Regions from separate parts of the Homo sapiens genome. Here region 1 is linked to region 2. Evidence: chromatin loops called from intact Hi-C (ENCODE). Cell type or tissue: MCF 10A. All regions are shown on one strand. Links, peaks and the distances in the headings refer to the core of each region. The heading gives the core; the rest is flanking DNA. Region 1 holds the start of LOC107986465 (a long non-coding RNA gene). Region 2 overlaps GALNT10 (polypeptide N-acetylgalactosaminyltransferase 10).

Region 1 (10,190 bases), core at 811-8,810, 90 kb after region 2:
AAAAAAAAAAATTAGCCAAGTGTGGTGGCACATGCCCGTAGTCCCAGCTACTCAGGAGGCTGAGTTGGGAGGACTACTTGAGCCCAGGAGGTCAAGGCTGCAGTGAGCCATGATCATTCCACTGCACTCCAGCCTGGGCGACAGAGTGAGACCCTGCCTTTAAAAAAAAAAAAAAAGGCCGGGCGCAGTGGCTCACGCCTGTAATCCCCAGCACTTTGGGAGGCCGAGGTGGGCGGATCACGAGGTCAGGAGATCGAGACGATTCTGGCTAACAGGGTGAAATCCCATCTCTACTAAAAATACAAAAAATTAGCCGGGCATGGTGGCGGGTGCCTGTAGTCCCAGCTACTTGGGAGGCTGAGGCAGGAGAATGGCGTGAACCCAAGAGGCGGAGCTTGTGGTGAGCCGAGATTGCGCCACTACACTCCAGCCTGGGTGACAGAGCAAGACTCTGTCTAAAAAAAAACAAACAAAAAAACCCCAAAAAGGCCAGGTGTGGTGGCTCACGCCTGTAATGCCAGCACTTTGGGAGGCTGAGGTGGGTGGACTGCTTGAGGTCAGGAGTTCAGGACCAGCCTGGCCAAAATGGTGAAAGCCCATCTCTACTAAAAATACAAAAAATTAGCCAGGCATGGTGGTGCACACCTGTAGTCCTAGCTACCCAGGAGGCTGAGGCAGGAGAATCACTTGAACCCGGGAAGTGGAGGTTGCAGCGAGCCGAGATCCTGCCACTGCACTCTAACCTGGGAGACAGAGCGAGACTCCATCTCAAAAAAAAAAAAAAAAAAAAGAAGTGAGCTTCTTGTAGACAGAGACTGTGTTCTGTTGTCCACTGTATCTTCAGTATCTACCACAATGTCTGGCACATATTAACATATTAGATACTCCATAAATATCAAATGACTGTTTATAGAATGAATAAATGTTTGGATGAATGAATGGTAAATGAATGAATCTGGTTAGCTTAATGAATGAATAAATAAATGTACAAATAGTATAAAACTTCATTTTAGCCAAAAGTTTCTGCCTTTTCCAGGAACCACCTCATTTATCAGAATTAGCTAACAAATTACAAGCTGGACAAATTGAGTTTCTCTCTTCTCCCTTGTTACGTCTGAGAGCAATGAAGTATGCAAAATACAGATGGACGAGGAAGAAGGAGGAAGCAAGAGACTGGGTCAAATTAGTCCCAGATTATAGAAGAATTGATAGAATAAGAATGATGAATGGGGAAGGTGGCTACTACTTTTGGATTATGTATTTATCCTTTCTTGTCCATTTCTGTGGCTAATGACCTAGCTGGGGGCCCCAACACTTACAGTGGGGACCACAAGATCCCCAACGGTTCTCTGTACCTCCTCTACTTCCTTGTCCTTCTAGGACACACAACCTTCTATAATACTTCCCCTCCCCGCTGCTCAAATGCTTCAGTGGATCACTATTGCCTCTGGAATCAAATTCAAACTTCTAAGCCCAAATTTCAAGGACTTTTGAGAATAGATTTTAATCGCCTTTTCTCTCTGTTCCCCTTAAGGAAAATGAGGCTATAGTCAACAGATCCCAGGACCATTCCCACCTCTGCATCATTACTTATGCTGCTCCCTCCAATTGTTCTGCTGTTGTTGTTTAGTTTTTTAGTTTTTTTTTTTGAGACAGGGTCTTGCTCTGTCACCCAGGCTGGAGTGCAGTGACGCGATCTCAGCTCACTGCAACCTCCACCTCCTAGGATCTGGTGATCCTCCTGCCTCAGCCTCCTGAGTAGCTGGGATGACAGGCCTGCACCACCACGCCCAGTTAATCTGTGTATTTTTAGTAGAGATGAGGTTTCACCATGTTGGCCAGGCTGGTGTCAAATTCCTAACCTCAGGTGATCCACCCGCCTCAGCCTCCCACAGTGCTGGGATTACAGGTGTGAGCCACTGCACCCGGCCTGCTCCCTCCAATTGTTATTCCCTTTCTGTCATCTTTGTTGCCAAGGTTAAGTACATCCTTCAAGGCCTAGCTCAAATGCTAACCCCTTCATGGTGCTTTCTGGCACAGAGCCAAAAATAAATGTTCACTTCTTGCTCTACAATGCTCTGTTTATAACTTGCTTATAGTTCCTTAATACAGTCTACCTTATACTAGAGAGGCAATTTAGCCCAAAGGTTAAGAATGGGGCCTTCAAAGTCAGACAGTATTGGGATTGAATCCAGGTCCCCCATGTCCTAGCTGTACGAACTGGGGAAGTGACTTAACTTCTCTAAGCCTGTTTCCACATCTGCCAAATTAAGACAATCTACCTCAGAGGGTTGTTCTGAGGATTATCAAGCCAATAAAGCAGATCACGCATGCAATAATGATTAGTATTAGAATGCATGCCTTACGCCTCTCCCTCCACAGATGAGGGCATCCTGAGAACAGTGTCCATGTCTGATTATGTCTGTACCTTTCCTTCCATCTCTTCTAGCACCTAGTACGGTGCCCTACACAGTGTTTTTCTCAAATTATGCAAAATAATATCCAAACTCAGAGTTAATATGATAAATATTCATGTTGGTACCACATTCAGGTTCCACGGGATTCTTAAGGTTTACTACATTTGTTAAATTTCAATGTCTTACTTATCCCTGGAAACCCCATATGCTCTAGATTTTGCCAGATGATACTGATACCTTATTAGGAAAACAAAAAGGCAAGCCACAGATTGGGAGAATATATTCACAAAACATATATTAGACAAAAGACTTGTAGGCAGAATACATAAAACATTCTTAAAACTCAACAAGACAATCCAATTAAAAAATGGCAAAAGATTTTAACAGATACTTCACAAAAGACATAAAACGGCCAATAAACACATGAAGAGATGCTCTTCATGGCAGAATGTAAATTTCATGTGAGACATTAAGATGTCACTTCTTCACATCTACCAGAATGGCTAAAATTAAAGACTGACCATTCTAAGTGTTGGTGAGGATGCGGAGCAGCCAGACTCTTATACACTGATGGTGGGAATGCAACATGATACAGCCACTTTGGAAAACAATTTGGCAGTTTCTTAGAAAGATATATATATACCATACAATCCAGCCATTCCATTCCTAAGTATTTACCCAAGAAAAACAAAAACATATATATACACAAAGACTTGTATACAAATGTTTATAACAGCTTTATTTGTAATAACCCAAAGCTAGAAACAATCCAAATGTCCATCAACAGGTAAATGAATAAATGAATTAGTCTATCCATGTAATGGTCTACTACTCAGCAATAAAGAATGCACTGTTGATACACACAAGAACATGGATGAATGTCAAAAAGCATCATGCTGAGTAAAAAAAAAAAAAACAGGCAAAAAGGAACACATACTATATTATTCCTTCAATACAAATTTCTAGAAAATGTAAACTCATCCAGAAAGACAAAAAGCAGGCAGGTGGTTATTAGGGGACACAGAGAGGAATGGGTAACAAAGGGGCACAAAGAACCTTTTGGAGGTGATAGAAAGGTTCATTCTCTTGACTGTGATGATGGCTTCACAGGTTTATATATATGTTAAAATTGATCAAGTTGCACACTTTTAAAATGTGCAGTTTATTGTAATTCAAATATACTTCAACTAAGCTTCACGGAAAAAAAAGTACCAATACTTAAAAAAAAAATCCTTTAAAAAACAAGCAGGCAGTCCACTGGCAAAGTAAGCAAGGCCTCAAGTTGGTCTGAAAGCTGCTACTGTAAGCGCGGTGTCAGCATAAAGAGTGGCAGGAAGGCCAAGAAGCAGGAAGCTAGGCAGACAGGCCTCAAGTCGCACTGCGGAGTGCTGTAAATGTGGCTTGAAGATGACTGGCTTTTTGAGGTTGCCTTCGTGGCAAAACTAATTTCTTCAGTACCCAAGTCCTGGCAGTCCAATACTTAGAGCCTGAGAGAGATGTCAGGTTGCATTCCTGTGGTTTTTTTTCCTTTTCCTGTGTTCACTGTGAAAGTGATTCCTGGGTGCCTGTGAAGCCTTCACCCAAAAGCAGGCTTATAATGGTGAAATTTCAGGCATGGCTGGAGGCCTAAAGACACAGATCCTTGGGGAATAGGAGCGGCTGAGTTTTAGAATGGCTCCAGGCAGGAGCTCTGTGCAGGATGTGCAGACTCAGTAAGGCACAACTCAGGGGCACCCTAACCCCCGGAGCGGTGCAGGGAGGATACCCCTCACCCCAGAGCCCCTGGGAGGCAGAATTCCCTGCTCCAGTCATATAGGAAGGATGGGGCCTTCCCAGTGCTCCCTTCAGCAAATATTATTTTAAGAGAAGAGCTAAAAAATGAAATGTCAGTGGAGCAGCCGAGGGACATAACTACCTATTCACCCACGTACCCTGATTCTAGCCCTTGTCTGTTATAACATTACCTTATATTATAAGAGTGCGTCTATCTAGAAGTCCCTTAACCTCCCGGTGTCCTGACTTGCCCATCTGTTGAATAGGAGGAAAATCCCTACCTATTTCATTTATCTTACTTGTGAAGGACAAAAGTGCACATAACCCTGAGAATCCTGGAACAGAGGGGTCAAACTGGCAGGTCACAATCAAGACCCTGCAGGCACAGATGGCTTTATTTGGCCTGCATGATATTTAAAACTCAGGACAGTCCATATTTTTAAAAATCCACAAGTCTGTCTTTTCTTGAAAAATCAGAAGAAGGATCTGGCCTTGCTGGACCCACATTCCCAAGCAATTGGCTGGAGCTGAGTAATGACTGACTCATTCAGGTCACTGGCTTGGTCCTGTGGCCATTTGTGTTCACCCCAGAGTCTGTCAGAAAGGTACCTGGACTTCTTCTAGTCCAGACCACTCCTCACCCAGGACATTCTGTGACAGCCCCATCAGATGGCTCCAGCTTTGAACATTTCTCTTGCTGTGGGAACTCCCTTTTAAGGATGCTTATTTGCAGGATTCCATTTGCTTGGAAGTTCTTTCACATATTCCAGCGGAAGGTCTGTCCTGGTAACTTCCACCCTCAGGTCCAGGTCTACTTTCCTTGCAAGCCTACCCACCCCTATTTCAGCACTTCTGGCATTTACAGCCACTGAGTTTCCTCCATGGAAACCTAAATGTGCAGTTTCTTCAGCCCTTCCCTTGAGACATAATTTCCTGATCCCTTGGTGTCCTGGCGCTTTGAACATGCTCCACTTTATCTGTGTCAAATGTGGGTTCTTCCTTCCCATTTTGTCCCAGTGAGCAGGTTGAATTAATTAGTAACTCATGTTCCTGCATGGTGGCTCTCTGGCGGGCTTCAAAGGGAGGCAGTGTCACTGAGTACTATAAGCAATACTAAATATGTTGTCAGTTTTAGTCTCAACATCCCAAATGATAAAAATAGATCTCATGGCATCAGACAGGATAATTCATCTTCTCTAAAAATCATTTCCAAAACAAAAATGAAACATCAGGGATTCCCATGTTTAAAAAATTATGTACGTCTTGGAGTGAAAGTAATTGTTAAAAAATAAGTAGCCCATACTTGGAGGCTAAGCACTTCCTATGGAAAGGAAATAAACAATATGTGAAGATTCGCCAGATCAGATCTGTTTAGGACAAAGGTTAAAACAAAGACAAAAATTCTCCTATGCCTACCATGGTTTTCTTGAAGGTCTACTTTGTGGGAGTGGGAAAAGCATTGGGTGTTCATGTCATCTCATAAATGAAATCTCTCTCCCTCTCTCTCTGTGGTGTGTGTGTGTGTGTGTGTGTGTGTGTGAGAGAGAGAGAGAGAGAGAGAGAGAGCGCGAGAGAGTGTTTGAGATCTTACAGAATTCACTTACTGTCTCTGGATCAGTTATCTGTTTTGTAAAACGTTGGGCTTGGAAAGATCACTGAGAGGTTCTCAAATTTGCATTATAATCACCTGGGCGTGTGCTTGTTAAACATGCAGATTCCCCGGCCCACCCATAGAAATGCTGAATCTGGAGGACTAAGGTGGCACCAGGAAGCCGAAGCCGTTGGCTGGGAGAGTGCCCAGGTGATTCTAGTATGTGCAGGTTTTTCAATCTGGTGGTAACAGCCCATGTCCATTCTTCCATCCATTATTTGGCATGCATTGTGTGGCAGGAGGTGTGCTAGACGCTGGAGGATAGAACAGTAAACTGGTCACACAGGCACAGCCTGAAAGGAGCTCATGCATCTGTAGGGTAGGTGAGGGGAGGCCACCAAGGACATGGATGACTGTCCTGGGATACGGTTAGGACCAAGACATCCATAAGCACAGGACACCACAGGAACCCACTCAGGCTGAGGAGGGCAGGGTGGTCAGGGAAGGCTTGCTGGGGGAGATGATGTCTCAGTAGACACCTGAAGCACGTGGAGGACCTGGCCAGGGAGGCCCAGACTGGCACATTAAGGCCTGGGGACCCAGGTAGAGCACATGTCGGGGAGTAGATGAGCTACATTGGGAGCCAAAGGCGAGCAGGTGGGAGAGCAGGGGACTACGACTACAGATGCGGTCAGAGGCCGGAGCAGCAGGGCCTGAGCAGCCATAGCAAGAAGCTGGATTTTATCCTAAAGTCTAGGGGAGCCGGGGGAGGGCTCTGGGCAGGGTAAGGACATGACCAGATGTGTTTTGGAAAGATCACTCTGGTTGCTGTGTGCAGAATACACTGCAGGGAAAAGGACACAGGAAAACAGAAGAAGAGGCTTCAATAAACAAAGACTCAGCACTAGAGGTGGCCAGTGTGGCGAACAGCACTGACTCTCGGGGAAAGCCAAGGCTTCTGTCTTCTTATTCCAGGTCCCACAGGTATGATTACCTTTTCCTTGCTGGAGAAACTTGGGGCTTACAGAACAGGAACTTCTTCCCATCTACACCCTCTCCCCCCAATTCTGTCTGGGCTGCTTGCTTCTCAGACTCAGAAAGGAAAATGGAAGCTGCCAGGTGGTTTTAACGTATTAACAAAAAGCAAGAAGGTTCTAGAAATGGCTCAGAAGAGAAACACCACTCATGCTTACCCTTTGGGAATATAAATACCACCTTAATAATAACTTACTTGTGGTTAGCACTCTACATTTTACAACACTTTGATCGCCATACCTTTTTGAAGATTCTCATTATGCCTGTGAAATGAATATTCCCATTCTAGAGAAGAGGAAACCAAGGCCCAGAGAGCTTGAGCGACTGGTACAAGGTCACAGGGAGAGCTGGAAACAGCACAGAGGCTGGAATTCATTCCACGGCTCTTCACTGCTATTGATCCCCGAGCCCATGGGACTATAATTAATTAAAATGTCTCTCCTCAGCACTGGAGACAGCGAACTGGAGAATTCAATGAGAATCTCTGCCCAGTGTGGAAGTGTTTCATCTTGAAGTCCTGGGAGGGCTTTTAAAATGAGAGAGGGACCCATGAGGTGGGGAGGGAGGAGGTGCCCCAGGCTTGTTAGAAAATGTCATCCCCACCTGAAAATGCCCACTCCACGAAGGCAGAGGCTGTGCATCTGAGCCCTCTCTGCTCTTGGGCGGTGGGAATAATCCTGGTCTCAGTCGAACAGCAGTGCCCAGGCTGGGGTGGGGAAGCGAGCTGGCAGGAGAAATAGAAGGAAGAAACCACATGGAATGATTCCCTTTCTTCTATCCCTACCCCAACATTTTTATTCAGGTCCAATCAGGGAGTTAAACTGTACAATTTATTTATAGAAAGTACAACAGTCTCTCCAAACACCAAAAAATTAATAGCTATTTTTGAGCTCTTACAATGTGCAAGGCACAAGCCCTCTCCATACAGTCTCCCAATTAATTTTTAGCATAAGTCTAGGCATCATCCTGAAGGTCCACATGGCTGTTACAAATGACAGAACCAAGATTCAACTCAGGCCTTCCTTACTGCAGGGCCTGCGCTGACCTGCTTGAGAGGGCAGGGGCCCCTCACCACACTTGTTTTGGTGACAGGGGTGTGGACAGGAAGAGGGATGCATCTGGCTCTGTGCATGTGGGAACTTTCATTGATTTTAATTCATCTGGGAGGCAAGCTGGAACTCTCTCCATCTCTTCCACTACCTGCTTTCTTGAGACGAGACAGGGACGCGGTACTAAAGAGTGAAAGAGCTCAGATAACAGCCCCACAGAGAAGAGGCAGCAGAACCTCCAATTCCCACAGCACTCAAGTGCCCCCAACCACCCTCTCACTGTCTCCCTTGCCCCTCACAACAAACCCTGTAAGGCAGGAAGGGAGATGTAAAATTCCCATTTTCCACAAGAGGAGCGTGATCTGCCAGGGGTCATGGAACACACAGATCCTGGAGCTCCATGGGCATCTCTCAGAGGGCAAACAAGGCTTTAGGCGGAAGCCACTGTAGCGCACAAAAATTGGGAAGGGTGGGAGTAGTGTCAGAGAGGTCTACCCAGACAGACGGAGAGGGTGGAAAAGAGATCTAGTGAAAGGAGGAGGAAGGAAGTGGGGGCTGCCTGACCTCAGAGGTTGAGGGATGATCTAATTTATCATCCAAGGCTTTCGATAACTGCTGGAGTGATTTTTATGGGCAAATGGCTCAACAAATCTCTAAGCACATAGGAAACAATTGAATAGGAGGTAAAAGGTAACAACGGTCTCATAATTAAAGCAGTGCTTCCCGGGGTTGGGCAGAGGGAAGCATTTCTCACACTGGAGGATAGGAGAGGAGATTTTTTTTTTCATAAGTTGACACAATCTACAAAAGTAAAAGCTGCCAGGGTCTACTCACAAGTAAAAAGCAATTGCTGAGATGTGAACATGACAATATAAAGGTTGTTGCCAGTAAGTAGGCCTTCTTGTGCAAATACGATCTTGTTATATAGTCCACCTGGAGTACAATTTAATAAATAAATAATGATGGACTAGAAGGAATTCCCAAACAACTGAGGAATGCCAGTTTCATGTTCTCTGAGAAGCTGGTAGGTTTTCAGTGAGTGAAGTCTTTCAATTGGTAAGACTTGGAGGTGCATTTTATGATTACAAATTTCTAATTTTCAAATTAATAACATTTATTTACTGAAAATTAACCAACGAGGACAATGAGGTTGTTCTGATGAACACAAATAATCTGAACTCAGGAATTGGAGACAACAGCTTGCAGCTTACATCTGCCTCAAAGTATAGTTTTCTGTTTGGTTTTAGTTGCCCAATGCTAAAAAAAATCTTTTTAATTTAATGGAGAGTTGATGCATTTGATGAATAAGTAGATACATTTTTTTAAAAAACACAGCCTGCCCTATAATCTCAGGATTATCTTCAATTAAACAGATGTTAAAAGAAAAAGCTGGTGACCTTCAACACGTAAAAATGCAGTATATAACACATAGCAGTATTTTTTAAAAATAATATTATTATTATTACAACTTTAAAAAGAGCTAACAATTTGAAACAATGTAAACACTGAAGCATCCATGTGAACTTCCAGAGACAGTTTGTAAAGTGCTGGCTGGGATGATCTCCAAGATCCTCCTGACCCTGGTCTCTGCCTCCTCCCTCACCATAACATCTTGAACAGAAAGCAGTGAAAACATCAGTGGCAGAAGCTGGCATGAAACAAACAGGTTTCCCCTCCACTTCAGAGGGGAAAGAGAGGAGAGAAGAAGAGAAGGTAACAATTACTGCCACAAACTCTACCTTTTCAAATAAATCTTTATATACCTAAAGCTAGATAAACCACCAGCTAAAAAACAGAAAGGTATGCAGATGCTCAGAGCTAAGAGGGCCCTGCCAAGTCCTCCTTCTGCCCCAGGGCTGAAGCCTTACCCCTAATAACTCAGTAGCTTCTGCTACAGAGAACACCAGATCCCCTTGAACAAGTAGTTCAAACACTTTGGAGACTGGCTAACATACCTGCAGCAGCGATGCACACAGATGGCAGATCTTCACAATGCATGCTGTGGCATGTTTATTCATTTTTAACCATGACAGTATTCTTTTGCTGTCTATCTTCAGGAGAAGGAAAATCACTGTTATATCTTAGGTCTAGAAGAACTAAAAGGCAGGGATAATTAGGAAAAAGAAGAAAAGACAGAGGTGGTGACCTCCACATCCCTGGAGCTATTCAAGCCAATACCTAGATAACACCTTTTTTGTTTTGTTTTGTTTTTTGTTTTTTGAGACGGAGTCTTGCTCTGTCGCCCAGGCTGGAGAGTGCAGTGGCGCCATCTCGGCTCACTGCAAGCTCCACCTCCCGGGTTCACGCCATTCTCCTGCCTCAGCC
Region 2 (10,190 bases), core at 988-8,987:
TCTTGAGGACACAACCTTGATGTATGGAAAGAATGTCACAGAGCTAATGAGGGGAGCAGACAGAGCTACACAGAGGAGAGCTAAGGCCTCTTAATGGTGGAATCCAGAAATTCCTGGTGCTGAGGAGATCATAAGAGAACCTGGAGGCCAGCCTTGGAAAAATTTCCCCTTTCAGGCACTAAGAGGCCTGTCTGTGCCGTGGCTCCACCTCCTTCCCCTGCGGGGCTTGGCTGTGTGGCCTTTCTCACATTCCACCTAGAAAACATTCCCATTTCCCTCTATTGCCCGTGATTCCTTGCATGGGATACTCCATTAGCTGAGGTAACCATGAAGCCAAGGAATTCTGTCCTATCTCTAAATCTGTTCCCTGGATTAAAAAACCAAGAGTAAGCATCCAAAAGTTGTACTACAGCTGAATCAATTATTTTTATTTTTTTTTGATTGTGAAAATAATTGGATTCTTTTAGAGTTAAGATTTCTAAACTTCAGAAGTACCACTAATATGGAAACCTGGACTTCCAGGTCATAGACACTGAGACTGCTAGGACACACTGTTGTTGTTCTACACGATTTGCAAGGCCCTATCAACACTGAACCAACTGGGCCATCATGACATTAAGAGCAATTACTTGTAGTTCACAGCACTTCACCATCTCTATGCTCTGCACATTGTGGCAAATTACTCTTCAGCAATTTCAGTCTTTTTTTTTTAAGGAAATTATCATTTTAAAAATTGTCAAGTGACTCTTGTTTGAAAGCTTTTAGTGCTTGGACTCCTAGATAAACAATCATCTTCTGGAAAGGGGTACCACTTTAGCACTTTCACATGGTAACCAAATCCAACATACCCCCCTTTGCCAAGCAGATGACAATTTTGGATTTTCCCTTAACGAGATGGAGCTGGTTGGGAGCTGGTTTGTATGTTGTGGGAGGCGGGGAGGCAGATAGGCAGACGCCAGCATCTCTTTGGGTTGAGGACCAAGGCAGAAAGCCAACTACCATTCCCAGGCCACATACGGAGCTTTAACCTGAAAGGCCAATCAGAAGCAATGAATATTAAGTCTGGAAAGCCTGACTCTCATATCATTTGTGCTCCTTGGTTTAAAGATGAGGAAACTGAGGTCTAGAATGAGGAGGGACCTTCCCAGGGTCACAGAGGGAGACAGCATATCCACATCTCAAACAGTGGCCCTTGGTCCAAGGGTAAGAATTCTAGGAAGGGCACTTCCTTGGGATGCAACTACAGGTGTGGTGAGGGAAATGGATAGGCTGAAGAGACACTCAGATCTGGGTTCAAAATCCATGTCTGTCACTTAGTGGCTGGGTCACCTTGGGAAAGTCATAACCTCCCTGAGACTTAGTTTCCTCTTGGGTAAAATACATCCTTCCTGTTAAGGCTGTCACAAGGAATAAAAGAGGTGCCATATGTGAATGCACCTGGTACAGCATCTGGAATGTAAATTTAGTTTCCACTTTACAGAGGCCACGGTATAGGTCATTTTCCAGCAAATGGTGTAAGTTCAAAATTCTAGGATTTTCTCCTCTCTATTCTGCAAAAAGGACAGTCCCTTAAAATATAACATTCTCAGAAAGACTATGTCCAGTCGTCTTGGAGCCATCAAGAAACTGACTAAGTGGAAGTCAGAGACAGCTCCACCAGAATAAGAGGCAGAAACTGAGTCTTAGTGGGTAGAGTGTGAAAAGTCCCTGTTCCCTTTCCCCCATCCTCCCTCGAGCTGCAGACTTAGGCCTTCTCCTGACACATACTGATTGTAAGCCTCTTTCCTCAGCTCAAGGCTCAGGCTCAGCTCTCCAGCCCTTCTCTACCCTCCTCTCGGGGATGAGACAGACATGAGCTTTCTCTTTAACACAGTCTGACTGGAATAAAAGGACCCAAAAGATTACTTGACAACGTGTGCCAAGGCTGACATCTTTATGAAAGCCCTTTGCCATTCAGGGGATGCTTTGCTGAGAGCCAGCCAAACCCACCTGCTAGTCCCTGTTCAACAGACAGCTAAGAAACACACAGAGGTTTATTCTTATTATTCATATTGTTAATTATAAACCTCAGCAGTATCAGTTTGCCACTAGTTGTGCACCCCCTGACTAGGACCAGAGATTTCAGGTACAAGGAGTGTTTAAAGGATCTTGGTTTGTGCTTTCTTTTCCTTCCTTTTGAACTTACATTTTGGGAACTGTTTTATTTAGGTCATATCTAGTTTTAAGATGGTTATAAAAACAGTACCTTTTTTTTTTTTTCAAGAGTCTCGCTCTGTCACCCAGGCTGGAGTGCAGTGATGTGATTTCAACTCACTGCAACCTCTGCCTCCCAGGTTGAAGCAATTCTCCTGCCTCAGCTTCCTAAGTAGCTGGGACTATGAGGCACTCACCATCACGCCCGGCTAATTTTTGTATTTTTCGTAGAGATGTGGTTTCACCATGTTGGCCAGGCTGGTCTCGAGCTCCTGACCTCAAGTGATCCACCTGCCTCGGCCTCCCAAAGTGTTGGGATTAAAGGCATGAGCCACCGCACCCAGCCTAACAATAACATTTTAAAAAAATCTAGTGACAGTTTCTTCACACTGCTGTCCCACATGATAAAATTTTTGGCCCTCCTACAGATGTAACATGCAATATATTCCACATACTCAAGCTTTAAACCAAGGATGACAGCAGGAAAGAGGAACTCTAATGGATGAATATGGTGTGCAAGGCACAAAATAACCCTAAGGACCACACCTCACATCCCAGTGAGCTGCCAGCTGCCAGGCAAACATTCCTTAGAAGGAAATGGACTTTAATATCAAGTTTCTTGATGATTCATAAAAGAGGAGAAAAGAAGAAATAAAAATGTAAAGATATGTGTTCCAGGATGTTTTTTGCCACACTTTTTCCAGAAGCAAGGACCTGGAAATGACCTGTATGTCTGTCTACAGAGGAACTGTTGACTAAATTATATTCCTATGGAATATTACACAGCTATTAGAAATATCTTAAAATGTGACCACAATATATTAAGTGAAAAAAGTACTTGTAGAATAAAACACAATAGTACAACCACATTTTTATAAAACAAAACAAAACCCTAAGCCCCATTCATATGTCTCTATATACTGTATAAGCAAAGAAAAAACTATAGAAAGCTACTAAACTGTTACAATTCATTACCCAGGCAGACTTAGGATTGGAGCGTAAAGTGGGGGGATAGAGAGGGGAGAGGGACTATTGATTTCTTCCCCTGAAAGGTGTGGAGAAGGAGGCTTCCAATCAAGAAAGAACTATGTTCTCTTCTATGTAACAGTGCTCCTAAGCTAAGCTGTTCTGCTTGTCTTATCATCACACTGCCCTTGATACCATCTTAATGAAGGGAGAGAACTGATAATCACTCTTATCTTCCAGTCATTATTTTCTTTTTGCTTAAACCCTTTCAAGGCCAACACCACTTAGAAATCAAACTCATCTCTGTAACCAATTTTGCTGAATGCTATTTATCTGCTCCTGGACAAGAACATATTACCTTCTGCATGGTGAATGCGATGCATGCAGAGGAGTCGGCTGGTTGTGTTTGCTGGATTTATGTAGCAAATACCACTCACTAGGCCTGGTCCAAGTACCTTCATGGACAGAGGATTCAGATTTAAAAACGTTTCCCTCCACCGGGTACGGTGGCTCATGCCTGTAATTTCAGCACTTTGGGAGGCTAAGGTGGGCAGATCAACTCAAGGCCAGGAGTTTGAGACCAGCCTGGCCAACATGGTGAAACTCCATCTCTACTAAAAATACAAAAATTAGCCTGGTGTGGTGGCGTGTGCCCATAGTCCCAGCTACTCGAGAGGCTGAGCATGAGAATTGCTTCACCCTGAATGGCAGAATTTGCGGTGAGCTGAGATTGCATCACTGCACTCCAGCCTGGGCAAGAGAGTGAGAATCTGTCTTAAAAAAAAAAAAAAAAGTCTCCATTCTCTGTGAGACACGGGTTTCAGGTCTCAGGTCTCAGGTCTCAGTCTGTGTATGATGCAATAGAAAAAACACAGGCTTGGATCTAGGTCGAGCCTTCTTTGCCTTCTACTAGCAGTGTGAACTGGAACAAAGGGCTGAGGTTCTCTGAGGTTTAGTTTGTGCATCTGTAAAATGGAGCTAGTGATGTTCCCCATTTGACACAATTGCAGAGAGGCTAAACCACAAAATAGTTGTAACAGTTTGTAAACCAGAAGACAATGTTGAGTATAAAAGAAATAAATCATCATCACACAACAATTCTGAATAGGAACAAGTAAGATACAACTGGCAATGTGTTCAGCACAATGCCCGGTACATCGATAAATAAATAGGAGCACTCGACAAATGGTACATGTTGTTATTAATGGAGAACACAGCATCCATTTCTAGAAGACTCAGAAAATGCATCTGTTTGCAGAAATAATAAAAAGAAAACAAGCCACACATCCAGTCACATAGATGTAAGTGGCTTTTATCTAGCATAAATTGTAGGGAGTAGATGCCCATATAATTTTTAGTTGATAGGCAGCCATTTTGCTGTAGATTATTTATCTTCACAATTTCAACTTCAGGGCTGAATTCACTGAACTCTTTTAAAAATTAGAGAAAAGAAGTCAATGTAAGAAATGTTATTGGCTGCATTTTATTTTAAGGTATATGAGCACCTTTAAATCTCAATATTAGGTCCAATGGATCAATAACTGTTATCGTGGAAGAAACACCACTGTTCAGAAGGGAGTCATTTAATTTCAAAGGAGAAGAGCTGATTTAAGTCTCCTAAAAAACCAGTGATGTGGCCAGGCACGGTGGCTCACGCCTGTAATCCCAGCACTTTGGGAGGCTGAGGTGGGCGGATTACCTGAGGTCAGGAGTTCCAGACCAGCCTGGCCAACATGGTAAAACCCTGTCTCTGCTGCAAATACAAAAATTAGCCAGGTGTGGTGGGTGGTATGCGCCTGTAATCCCAGCTACTTGGGAGGCTGAGGCAGGAGAATTGCTTGAACCCAGGAAGTGGAGGATGCAGTGAGCCGAGATCACGCCTGCACTCCAGCCTGGATGACAGAGCGAGACTCTGTCTCAAAAACAAAACAAACAAACAAACAAACAAACAAACAAAAAAAAAAACAAAAAAAACCCAGTGATGGTCCAAAAAAAGAAAAACCTAGATTTTTTCCTTTCCCAGCTTACAAATCATTCCATCTACAGGCCCTCCCCTCCCACAACAGCCTCGCTAACAACCTACCAAAACAGGGAGGCTGCATTGCTCTTGAACTCTGAGTATCTCTGGGGCACTAATCTTATACTGAAGTACTCCATTATAAAGGTGTCAGGCGAGCTTGCTCTACCACATGAATCATGATAAAAAGGGTAAAAACTGCTAATAAGTACTAAATAGTCTTTGAAGCCTGTCTCTATTCTATGGAGGGTCTGACAAGCCACTCTGCACCATGGGGTGGGGGCGGGTGCAGACTCCCGTCATTCATTCCCAACAAAAAGGGTGGAAGGTTATGGGTACCGCTCTCGCCATAACCTGAACGCTGACCACAAACTCCATTACACTGCACGCCACAGACTACGTCCGGTCTTGGGTCATTTTTAGGCTTACTATCTGTTATGCCTCAGGCATTTCCTGATATTCTAGGAAGGTGAGTTAATTAAAACCACAATAAAAACACAGCAACTCAGAAAAAAATCTTGTCACTATTTCCATTTTTCACAACACAAATGAGATCATTTATTCAACTGCCTACTTGACATTGACATTTGGATGTGAAACAGTGTCGCAAACTTGTCTGCAATCAAAATCGTGATTTTCCCCAAAATTGCTCTTCCCAAAGTCATCTCCATTCCTGCAGATGGCAACTCCATCTCCCCAGCTGCTCTGGCCAAAAACCTTGGCATTATCCTTGGCTTCTCTCTTATTCTCATATCCACATTCTTGTAAGTAAATCCTGGCACCTCCATCTCCACCTTCCAAGTATGTCCAGAATTCAGCCATGGCTACTCCACTACTCCTACTGTGGACTGACTCACTCTCACGCTCCCCTGCCTTGCTGTTAACATACTCCTAACTAGTCTCCCTGCTTCCACCCTTGGCTGCCTACAGTCTATTCTTAAAATAGCAACCAAAGTGATCCTTTTAACATGAAAATCAGATCATGTCACTCTCTGTTCAAAACCTTCCAGTGGCATCCCGTCTTAGTCATTTTGGGAAAAGCTCCAGCCCCACTACAACCCGACCACCACCCAGACACCTCTCCAGCCTAACTTCTCATCATTCACATCATCAGGCTCCAGCCACACTGGCCTCCACAAGCCAGGCACAGTGGTCTCAGGGCCTTTGCATTTGCTGTTTCCTCTGCCTGCAGTGCTCTTCCCCTGGTCAACTTTCCTGCTAGGCCTCTCACCACTTCATAGCTCTGTTCATATGCCATCTTATCTGACAGCACTTCCCTGACCCCTGAAATAAAATCTACCCCATTCTTATTATTTTTTCTACCCTTTATCCTGTTAATCTTTTTTCCCCACATCACTTATTGCTATCTAAAAAATCAATCCATTTATTTGTTTGTTTATATTATGACTCTCCCACCCCTACCCCCAGTGGAATGTAAGCTCTAGGAGGGAAGGAGATTTTGACTATTTGCTCATTGCTGATTCCCTAGGACCTAGGCCATACAGTAAGCACACAAAATAGACACTCAATAGATATTTGCTGAATGAATAAATGGCTTTCAGAGACAGTTTTAAGTGACTAATATGCTTGAAATCTCTTCAAGACAGGGACTATCTCTTGATCATTTTAGCATAATAAGCCTGAGTAAGGGCTGGCTGCATTTCAGATGAGCTGCAGACTGGAGGTGGAAGGGTAGAAAGGAGCCCATAACAAACACACAGTTACCGTAGATAAAGTTCCTGATCTAGTTAGCTCTGGATACGTCAGTTGGGTGGGCATGCAAAGCAGGAGCCCGAGAGCACAGGCAGCAGCTCTGCCAACAGCTTCTCCTAGTTCTCAGGGTCTCCGACAGGGATGCACAGCTGGTGATGCCACGTGGGGCAGGAAAGCTCAATTCTTGTTACATCCCTGCCCTTTCTTGCCCCAGGCTTACATCACCATTCGAGAAGACTTCCTTTCTGCTATGGGAATATTTATGAACATCAAGTTTTCTACTCCTCGAGCCAAACTCAGCATCACCAAGGCCACATTATTATGGGGGCAAGTGGGTGGTCCCTGAATAGGACCTCAGCCACCAGCTCTGCTAGGCCCAGGATGCTATTCCCTCACAGTCCACTCCCTCCTTCTGATTCCCCACCATTTTATCTGGGTGTTTTGAATGCCGCAATGGTTGGCAAACCATGGTAACAAATCCCTTTCCAACTACATTCTACCCCACAATTATCTTTTAAAAGATTTAAACAATAAGAAAAATAGCATATATTTACCCACGTGGCTACTATTTGCAGTGATCTTTATTCTTTGTGAATAAAGATACCAGACAGAAATAATAAAAAAAAAAGATACCAGATAGAAATAGAGATCTTTATTCTTTGTGAATAAAGATCTCTATTTCTATCTGGTATCTTTTTTTTTTTGGAAGATATTTTCACTGGGTATAGAATTCTAGGTTTTTCTTTTCATACTTTATTGTTATTATTTTTCACTAAACATACAACCCTGCTCAGGGTGTACCTGTGTGACTTTGGCACACCTCTTTATCCTTTGATCTTCTAGTTGCTGACCTGAAGAAAAGTGAATAATGACGATGATACCACCTGCCCAACCCATTCATGAGGGATATTGGTCTGTAAAATTCTTTTTTTGTAATATCTTTGTCTGATTTTGGTATCAGGATAATGCTGGTTTTACAGTGAGTTGGAAAGTACCCCGTCCTCTTTAATTTTGGGGAAAAATTTGTATAGAATTATTTCTTTTTTTTTTTTTTCTTGAGATGGAGTCTCACTCTGTCGCCCAGGCTGGAGTGCAGTGGTGCGATCTCGACTCACTGCAAGCTCCACCTCCTGGGTTCACGCCATTCTCCTGCCTCAGCCTCCCGAGTAGCTGGGACTACAGGCGCCTGCCACCACGCCTGGCTAATTTTTTGTGTTTTTAGTAGAGACGGGGTTTCACCATGTTAGCCAGGATGGTCTCAATCTCCTGACCTCGTGATCTGCCCACCTCGGCCTCCCAAAGTGGGATTACAAAGCTGGGATTACAGGCGTGAACCACCACACCCGGCCAGAATTATTTCTTAAATTGTTGAAATAATTCATCAGTGAACCCATCTGGGCCTAAAGTTTTCTTTATGGGAAGGTACTTAACTACACTGTCAATCTCTTCAATAGATATAGGACTATTCAGGTTGATCGTTTCTCCTTAAGTGAGTTTTGGCAGTTTGTGTCTTTCAAAGAATCTGTCATTTCAGCGAAGCTGTTAGATGTTTTGGCACAAAGTTGTTCAGAATATTCCTTTATTATTCTCTTAATAGTTATAGAATCTATAGTTATGTCATCTCTCTCATTCCTGATATTGGTAATTTTTGTCTTCTTTTTCTCTTTTTCTAGCTGGTTAGATGTTAATCAATTTAATTGACCATTTCAAAGTGGTAAATGTTTCATATCCACTTGAAAATAATGTGTATTCTGCTCTTATTGGTGGAGTGTTCTATAAATATCAATTAGGTTATATTGGTTGACAGTGCTGTGAGAGTCTACTATATCCTTGCTGATTTTCTGTCTATCTGTATTACCAGTTATTGAGACAGAGGTGTTGAAATCTCATAATTTCATAATTGTGGCTTTTTAAATTTCTCCTAAGTTTTTTTTGTTGTTGTTGTTGTTTTTTGACCAGCTTTTGGTTTCCTTGATTTTCTGTTTCATTGATCCCTGCTTTGCCCTTTTTCACATCCTTTCTTCTGTTTACTGTGATTAATTTGCTCTTCTTTTTCTAGTTTCTGAAAGTGGAAGTTGATGTCATCAATTTTAGACCATTCTTTTTTTCTAACATAGGCATTAATGCTACAAATTTCCCCTTATGTAGTAGTTTAGTGACATTCCACAAATTCTGATATATTGTGTTTTCATTATCATTCAGTTAATAATACTTTCTAATTTTGTTTTTGATTTCTTTTTTGACCCATCTGTTATTTACATGTAAGTAATATACTTTCTAATCGTTTGGAAAGTTTAAAAGGATTATTTTGTTATTGATTTCTAAGTTTAATTTCATTGTGGTTAGAGTGATACTTTGTATCACTTGAATCCTTTTAAATTTATGAGGACTTGTTTTCTGGCCCAAAATATAATCTATCTTGGTAAATGTTTCATATCCACTTGAAAAGAATGTGTATTCTGCTCTTATTGGTTGGAGTGTTCTATAAATGTCAATTAGGTCATATTGGTTGACAGTGCTGTGAGAGTCTACTATATCCTTGCTGATTTTCTGTCTATCTGTATTACCAATTATTGAGAGAGAGGTGTTGAAATCTCATAATCTCATAATTGTGGCTTTTTAAATTTCTCCTTATAGTTTGTTGTTGTTGTTGTTTTCTGAGATGGAGTCTCGCTTTGTCACCCAGGCTGGAGTACAGTGGCGCAATCTCGGCTCACTGCAGCTTCTGCCTCCCAGGTTCCAGTGATTCTCCTGCTTCACCTTCCTGAGTAGTTGGGATTACAGGCACGTGCCACCATGCCTGGCTAATTTTTGTATTTTTAGTAGAGACAGGGTTTCACCATGTTGGTCAGGCTGGTCTGGAACTCCTGACCTCAGGTGATCCGCCCTCCTTGGCCTCCCAAAGTACTAAGATTACAGGTGAGAGCCACTGTGCCCGGCCTCTCCTTATAGTTTTATCAGTTTTTGCTTCATGTATTTTGAAGCTCACTGATTAAGTACATAAACATTTAGGATTGCTATGTCTTCCTTATGAATTACTTTTTTATTATGAATAACTTTCTTTATTCCTGGTAATATTCTTTGCTCTGAAATCTATTTTGACTGATATTAATATTGCCTCTGCAGCTTTCTTTTGACTGGTGTTAGCATGGTATATCTTTTCTGTCTTTTACATTTAACTTATTTGTATCTCTACATTTAAAGTGTGTTTCTTGCAGGGAGCATGTATTTGAATCTTGTTTTCTTATCCAATCTGACAATCTCCACCTTTTAACCAGAATAATTAGAGCATTTACATTTA

What was found. Hi-C counts contacts between places; a loop is a spot of excess contacts. Peaks named below come from ENCODE experiments on the same cell type or tissue, not always from the same donor. Only the 100,000 strongest peaks of a DNase experiment are listed, where the experiment ranks them.
Region 1: it touches region 2 in a loop (2.4-fold over the local background); 3 of 110 quality-filtered maps call a loop at or near these places.

The regions. Positions count from the first base shown.
Region 1 is chr5:154,215,379-154,225,568 of GRCh38, reverse strand. All of the region lies in intron 1 of GALNT10 (polypeptide N-acetylgalactosaminyltransferase 10), which reads right to left. It overlaps LOC107986465 (a long non-coding RNA gene), which reads right to left and starts at 7,413. Exons shown (of 2, transcript XR_001742939.1): 1 at 5,878-7,413; 2 at 3,136-5,511. RefSeq lists enhancers at 5,766-6,270, 6,271-6,777. In MCF 10A, for the core only: no CTCF peak of the experiment used is centred there; DNase peaks (open chromatin) are centred at 3,898 and 4,718.
Region 2 is chr5:154,305,376-154,315,565 of GRCh38, reverse strand. All of the region lies in intron 3 of GALNT10 (polypeptide N-acetylgalactosaminyltransferase 10), which reads right to left. Among named protein-coding and RNA genes, the nearest start is that of MIR1294, 37 kb to the left of the region's middle. In MCF 10A, for the core only: no CTCF peak of the experiment used is centred there; DNase peaks (open chromatin) are centred at 3,935, 5,585 and 5,995.